Regions from separate parts of the Mus musculus genome. Here regions 1 and 3 are each linked to region 2. A link is a loop called in an ENCODE intact Hi-C map of the cell type or tissue named here. Cell type or tissue: left cerebral cortex. All regions are shown on one strand.

Evidence for each region. A loop is a pair of places that touch in the nucleus more often than their neighbours do. Peaks named below come from ENCODE experiments on the same cell type or tissue, not always from the same donor. Only the 100,000 strongest peaks of a DNase experiment are listed, where the experiment ranks them.
Region 1: a loop joins it to region 2, with 2.4 times the contacts of the local background. A loop is called at or near these places in 2 of 42 quality-filtered maps.
Region 3: a loop joins it to region 2, with 2.7 times the contacts of the local background. A loop is called at or near these places in 3 of 42 quality-filtered maps.

The regions. Positions count from the first base shown.
Region 1 is chr3:50,438,018-50,440,517 of GRCm38, reverse strand. It overlaps Slc7a11 (solute carrier family 7 (cationic amino acid transporter, y+ system), member 11), which reads left to right. Exons shown (of 12, transcript NM_011990.2): 2 at 1,603-1,729. Among named protein-coding and RNA genes, the nearest start is that of Slc7a11, 4.3 kb to the left of the region's middle. In left cerebral cortex, no CTCF peak of the experiment used is centred here; DNase peaks (open chromatin) are centred at 1,517 and 2,267; H3K27ac peaks cover 694 bases.
Region 2 is chr3:50,904,934-50,907,433 of GRCm38, reverse strand. No RefSeq gene overlaps it. Among named protein-coding and RNA genes, the nearest start is that of Gm37548, 17 kb to the right of the region's middle. In left cerebral cortex, a CTCF peak has its summit at 1,267 (motif pointing right); DNase peaks (open chromatin) are centred at 1,277 and 1,918; H3K4me3 peaks cover 1,000 bases; H3K27ac peaks cover 1,223 bases.
Region 3 is chr3:50,075,775-50,078,274 of GRCm38, reverse strand. No RefSeq gene overlaps it. Among named protein-coding and RNA genes, the nearest start is that of Gm40042, 51 kb to the right of the region's middle. In left cerebral cortex, a CTCF peak has its summit at 1,118 (motif pointing right); a DNase peak (open chromatin) is centred at 1,100.

The sequences.
Region 1 (2,500 bases), 470 kb after region 2:
AAATTTCAAGGTCTTTAAGAGTCTTTCCAATAACAAGGTTATATAGGTTGCTTTTCTGGACAATCTACCAACATGGTGACCATTATTTCCAAAAGAAGTTTGCTAATTGTCTTTAGGTCTAAGTTAATGAAGTACTTAAGTAGCTGTCCGTGACGCCACCACTTTAGCACCTGGAGCATTGGAAAGCAATACAACTTCTTGGATTGTTCTTTTGGATGGAGTCTGGTCTCCGAAGATGAGTCTAGGGTGTGGTCTTCGTGTCTTTTCTCATTTGTTCACTCTTAAAAAATATCCTCCAGGTGACCCTGGCAAATTTTTCAAATCCTAGTTATTTTGAGCATCTATAGGAGGCACTACTGATGAGCAATTACTTTCCACACATGGAGCCCCTTTAGGTGCTTGGGCATAAATGTTTGAGCGCTAAGCCATGTAGACACAGGTGTTTGATTGTTTGGTTGATTGATTAATTGACTTTTGGATGAAATTAAGATTTATTTTTTATGTCCTTCCTAACTATGAAGCAGTTGGTAAGTAAAGTAACATCATGTGGTGTGTTAGCTGTGTCAGTCAATCCTATCTGTGTGCCACTTTCCCACCGTTACATCCAGAATGCTTTTATGAGATGAAAAATTCATGTTTTCACTTCAAAGGGTGCGAAACTTAGGGCCTGGGGAATTTAAATATAACTTTCCCAATCTTATACGAGTGTTATTTTTTTTTAAACACTCACATCTTAGTTTATAATTTATTTTCATTACATAAATGACTGTACATAATGGAATTTCTATTTTACAACAGTCATTCTTTTAACCGTCTGGGTGTACATCTCAAAAGCATCATCCAGGATAACCATTTCTAGGAACAGTACAACTGAGTCAAGATTCGTTTTGCTGACAAAGCATATTGTATCAATTAGCTGAAATCTCACACGGCATGTACTCTCTTCTTTCCCAAAGAACGGATCATCTATATTTTGATATGCCACAGAATTATTAAAATACCATAGTGAGTCCAGTTTGAGGGAATACTTTGTCTTAGTATGAGGTGGTGGTGTTACTCAAATAATAGGTCAGCATCATTGACATCTGCCTTTACTTTTCCTTTATCCTCTGGTTTCTGACCACACATTCTGTATCATGTTTGTAGGTACCATTTCAAACACAATTCCTTTCCTTACATTTTTTTTTCAGTTCATTTTCTTGGTTTTTATGTGTGTGGGTGTTTTGCTTCTGCACATGCCTGGTGCTCAAGGAGGCCAGGGGAGGACCTTGGATCCCCTGGAACTGGAGACACAGATGGTTGTGAGTCCCCAGGTGGATGCTGGGAATTGAGTTTGGGTCTTCTGGATGAGAGGCCCGTGCTCTTAACTGCTGAGCTATCTTTCCAGTCTTTGGCTTTTCTGTTTTATTAGTAGGAGGCAGGTCTCAAGTGTGAGGAAGTTAAAAGAGGAACTTGGTGGGTCTCAGTTAGAAGATGACAACTGTTCCCATGAAGGTCATTCTAGGCACAGAGCATGCAACCCAGACAATGATGTGTGTATTCTATCACAAGACTACTCAATGCTATGTCAATTTTGTGTCTTTTTATTATCACCTTTCATAGGAGCCCTGTCCTATGCAGAATTAGGTACAAGCATAAAGAAATCTGGTGGTCATTACACATACATTCTGGAGGTCTTTGGTCCTTTGCTGGCTTTTGTTCGAGTCTGGGTGGAACTGCTCGTAATACGGTAAGGAGATGGAAACAATTAAGGGAAAATCCACCTATTCATCTCATCACTTTCCTGGATCCTCTTGACTGCTTGAACTAATTACAGATGTGTGTCATGTGACTTAGTTGAACAAATACAGACCCTAAGGCATAAAAAAAGTTTTCTTTAAATTCCAACTTTTGTTTATAAATATTTATGTTTTTCTAGAAAAGGCATTTATCTGAGATGAGGGGAATCTTCAAAATTCACTTTGATAAATTATACCTTGGGCTGAGCAGACACTATATAATGTGCTAGGAATTACAGGGTTATTTTTTTTTATTGTTGATTATGTCATCAGGACATTTAACTTTACTTTTATGACTAAGAAATGTCTGTGCCAAACAACTTAGTGTATTATCAAGGCTGATGCTTTACAAACAGTGAAAAAGAATCAAGTTAACACAGCATGAATGATTCATTTCCTCACATTAAGCAAACAGGCGATCTGCAGTTGCAAAAAACTGTTTGATTGTATTGCTCTAAGGCTCTGTCCCCCTTCCTGACTCTCTTGGCATAGAATAGTGCCAAGTCACTCTGAATAGCAAATTTCCCCCAACATTGTGAGGAGCCTGTGATGTCACATGTACAACTTGTGTCACCGGTGTTTTGTGCTGTAAGGGATGTGACTTGCACTTTGTGATCACATAGTTCATTAGAAATCATTAGGGAGCCTTGCTCTCCCATAAACAGAAGACACAGACTACTAAAATCTCAGCTAAGTTAACAGAAGTGACAAAGGCAGACAGA
Region 2 (2,500 bases):
AAAAAAAATGCTCTGCAGGTATCTGTAGGCTCTCCTACCCTCAGATCCAGCGAATGTTACCACAGAATGAGCTGGTTTATATTTTGTACTTAGGGACTTTCAAAAGTATTATCATTGAGGTTGCTGATCCCATTGATAACTCTCATCAGCCATGGCCAAGTGGTGATCATGACTTTTGTTGATGGTTATCGGTGTTTACTGGTTGGACTCTTGGGTTGTCAGGCAACATCTTTTTAATTTGATAGAAATCAAAGGAAAGTAATCTCTCTCTCTCTCTCTCTCTCTCTCTCTCTCTCTCTCTCTCTCTCTCTCTCTCTCTCTCTCTCTCTCTCTCTCTCTTCCCCTCTCCCTCTCCCTCTCCCCTCCTCCTCTCCCTCCCTCCCCACCCCACTCTGGTTATTCTGCAGCTTTGTGATATTTGAAAAATCTCAGAATAACAGTATCTTCTTAATGGAGGTTAAGACTCTTATTAAATATTACTCAGTGGTTTTCAAAGTTCTGGGTGCTATAAACCATTGGGGGACCTTGGTCAAAGTGCAGACTTCTAAGACCTAGAGGCAGATTTTAGCATTCAGTAGCTCTGGATGACCCTCGTCTTTGCATTTCCACATATTCTCAGGTTGTTAATACAGGGACGGGTCGGTGGCTGGACCCAGATCGTGGCGAAGCGAGCTGCCCTGTTAGCTCTCCACCTGCCCCACACAGTGTTTCCATGCAGGCTGCCGTTCTTTAAGCTGGGAGTGTTGTTTTCTTTCGCTCAACCCGGGAAGGAGCCTTTCCCCAGCTCAGTGTTTCACCTGCATTGCTATTTTCAGAGCTTTTGGTTTCAGTATGAGAATCGAAGGTTGAACTGAAATCAAATACATTTGTCTGGGAGTGGGATGGTCTGTCAGGCATTGATCTCCTTGAGCTGGCGCTCTCTGGGAACGCCTCCCCAGTGAGAATCCCAGTCAGGATTCTAAAGGTTACATGGAATAGGCCTGATTTCTGAGCTTCTCTGGGGAGATCACTTAATTCATAAAGCACAAAGTGGAGAAAGCCGCCACATACCCACAACTCCCCCTCGTTAAGTAACCAGAGCACGGTTCCTGTTATAGAAGAAAATAACGTGTTGATTAGCGTGTAAGCCAGAAAATACCCCCGAGCGGTGAATCTTTAAAGATGAAATAGTTGCACTTTGGAAGACGGGGAAAAATGGCAAAATGAAATCCGGGTAGAGTCGGCTTTGCGAAGGCTGGGTTTCTGCGTGCGCGCTCACGGCATTCAGCCACGAGGGGGCAGCATTGCACTTTGGTTGAAAAAACGGTCTGGCAGGAAGGGAGCCCTTTAAAGGAACATAACATCTACGTGAGCAAAGCTAAAAACCAGAACATTAGCAAGCACCAGAAAACCAACAACGCAGAGCCCAACTGTCTTTGTTATAATGTGCCGTCTTCGCTTCTCCCGTGGACGGGATTTAATATTGTAGTATTAAGACTTTCTGGGCCATATCACGTCAGTTCATAAATACATGCTTAGGGGTGGTGGTGGGTATGCAGTGAGATTATTATGATTATATGTATATATATTATACCTTCCACTTTTGTTTGCCTTGCCTTTCTCAGCTTACCGTTCTTGCGTTGTTGTCAAATACCAGGTCTCCCACATTGCTTCCTCCAAGGCAGAGCCCAGACCTTCTGTGGGCTGCCCCTCGGTGTGGCCCGTGATTTTGTGGAGTTCCATGGAGTTTGGCTAGAAAGTTACTTACTCCTTTCCTTTTTGTACAAAACTAGGTTCTTAATTTCCATGGTTCTGGCCCTTCTCTAGGGATTGTAGCCATGGAGACACTTTCAGAGGAGTCAAACCATCGCTCTGTGGGGAGTAGTTGCATCTTTGAAATGGACCCCTAAGTCACACTGAGACCAAATCCAGCCTTTGAGCTGAGAAACTCAAGCTCCACCAGCTCAGGGGCGGCTTCCCTATGCTCCCGGACAGTGAGTGAGTGCCTGGTGTTGAAGGTGCATAGTAAATATTTGTCCAGTGAACGAGCCCCATTTCAACCCTCACGCCGTGACCGATCACCATGCCCTTCACCCACTTGGGATTTGCTTTTGGCTAATGACTAACGTGAGACCACACGAGGCTGGAGGTGTTCACTTGCCTTTCTTTCTAGTCTCCAACACTGTTTTCTTTCTGAGTTTGCAGGGTCATGGTGACATGAGGCAGAGTTTCTTGCGGGGGTGGGGGTGGGGGGAGTCATTTTTGTTTCTCTGATGTTTGCATACAATTACAGTGTTAATTCTGCCTTTGTGTTGGGAGTTCACAAAGACCAGATTAAAGTTTCCCCTCGGTGTTACTACCTGGCTCCTTCCTCCTCCCCTTTTCTTCTCTTCTTGTTGGGAAACTTGACTTTGAGCAGGGCAGGGACTAACAGGCAGCGGGAAGATTAATTACCCTCCTTGGAATCTCACTTGACTGGGCAAGGTGAGACAGTTCAATTATGTAATCATGCTGGCAGTCT
Region 3 (2,500 bases), 830 kb after region 2:
TATAGCACTACTTTCATGATACATGTACTGGAGAGATTAGAAATACATAGGGAATTGATCAACATAATAAAGACAGTTTACAGCAAGCCTATAGCTAACACCAACTTAAATGGAAAGTCAAAGGAAGTCCATTACAATAAGAATAAAACAATGGTTTCCACTCTTCCTATCAATTGCATATGATACTTGAAGATTTAGCTAGACAGAACAAATGAAGTAGAGCAAGGGGATACAAATTAGAAAAGAAGAAATCAAAGTATCGTTATTTGCAGGTGATATTATACATGACCTTAAATGCATTGAATAATTTTCATAGGTGATAAACACTTTCAGCAAAGTAGCTGGACACAAAAATAACTCACAAAAATCAATAGCCCTCCTATATACAAATGACAAACAGTCTGAGAAAAAACAAAACAGGGAAACAACGCTTTTCACAATAGCCTAAAATAATATAAAATACCTTGGGGTATTTCTGTTCAAACAAGTGAAAGACTTGTAAGGTAAAACCATCAAGTCATTGAAAAAGAGAAATTGAAGAGCCTCCAAGATGGATGTCCCATGCTCATAGATTGGTATGATTAACATAGAAAAATGGCTATTCTACCAAAAAACAATTTACAGATTCAATGCAATCCTCACCTAGACTCCAACGATTCTTCACAGATCTTAAAAGGGAACTTTTTGGCTGTATAAGGAGAAACAAAAAACACAGGGTAGCTAAAACAATTCGGAATAATAAAATAACTGCTGGAGGTTTTACCATCTCCCATTTCATGTTGGACTGCAAAGCTAGAGTGATAAAAACCACATGGTATTGGCACAAAAACACATGTGTTGGTCAATGCAATCAAACTAAAGACCTAGACATATAAATGCACACATGATTTTTGATAAAGCGAAGAGGGAGGAGAATTTTCTCAGATACAATGCAGACAAACATGCTCCCTGCCTGGCAGCCTTGAAGGAGGAAGTCTGTGCACTCAGTCCTTTGTTTCTAACTTTCTTCCCCCATATGCCTGAGGTCTAAGCCAGGTTCTGCAAACGGGCTTCCCAGGTGTCAAGGTCCTCAATCTGTAATTTGTGCACGCAGTTTCCCCAATTATAACCACTAGGAGGCGCTGCTTCACTTGTTCATCCTCTTCTCCTGTTATAGGTTTTTGCTTCACCAGTCGCTAGGGTCAGTACTTTGTTAAAAAATATTTGAAAGATGAACTTCCAACTGTAATTTAACATTCGGTTGAACTGTATTTTCTTATTTTAGCAATAACGAAATTATTAGGTATTTTCAAAAGAGATATACCCTCCTAAAAAACAATGACAAATGAACAATTAAGGAAAAATCTGGTATATATACACAATGGGGTTTTATATTAAGCAACAAAAAAATTATAAAATTATGACATTTTATGAAAAATGAATGCAATTGGATATATTATTATATTTGTTGAAATGAATGCATGGAAGACTCACAGACACAAATGGCATCTTTCCCTCAAGTAGATTTTAGGCTAGACACACATAACACACACACATACACACACACACACAACATATATACAACACACAATCACATGCAACCACACAGCATGGAAGTAAAGAGAGGCTAAGGGAAGGAGGGAGACTTGAGATGGAGAAAGGGGGAAAGCTGTAGAAAAGGAGAATATGGGCATGACCAAGCACATATCATATATAAGAGATATAGTCTCTATGAAGTTCTTATATGTGCAATGATTATGTTCCAATGAATACCATGTGTTAAACCTTCAGTCATTGGCCAGTTTTGCTAAGTTAGAGGCTATTACATTTCTGGGAGTTCACTTTCTTAGTTACCTGTGGTGTTAAAAATGTGAAAGTCACAAATGCAATGTGGTTTATTATTTAGCCTACATTTTTACGTTTAGCCTATATTTACAGAATTTTACTCATTACTATTTTAGCTCTAGGTAAATGGAAGACTAGCTTTGATTTGTAGCATTTGGGGATTAAGTCTTTTTCTTTTTTTAAATGGGGGTATTACACTCTGGGCTTGTCAAAATTTTTCAACATGACCTCACTGAACAATGAATTGGACAGAGTAGCATTTTCACTATATAGAGACAAGAAACTTAAACATTGTTAGTGCAATTTTAAAAGTGGTAATTTTTTCTCTATCCTGGCTAGCTCTGAAACAAATGAGACAGAGACCAAAACGTTTATTTAGTCAAGCTTTACATCACAGCAGCTGAGCAGTATTAGTCTATTTCAATCCTCTAAAATAGCCTGGCTACCTCCAGCTAAAATCTCCAGGATACGTGCATTTTAGTTATTTTAGTATTGATCTGGCTCTCTCTGCTTCAGGTGTGTTCCCTTGGTGGCTTCTGGACCCTTTCCTAGTGATGAATCCTCTCTTCTTCCTCTCCCTCTCCTCCCCTGGCTGGTATCAGAAGTCCAACCCTATTCTTTCCTCTGCTCAGCCACTGGCTGATCAGCTTTTATTGACAAATCAGAGAATCAATGG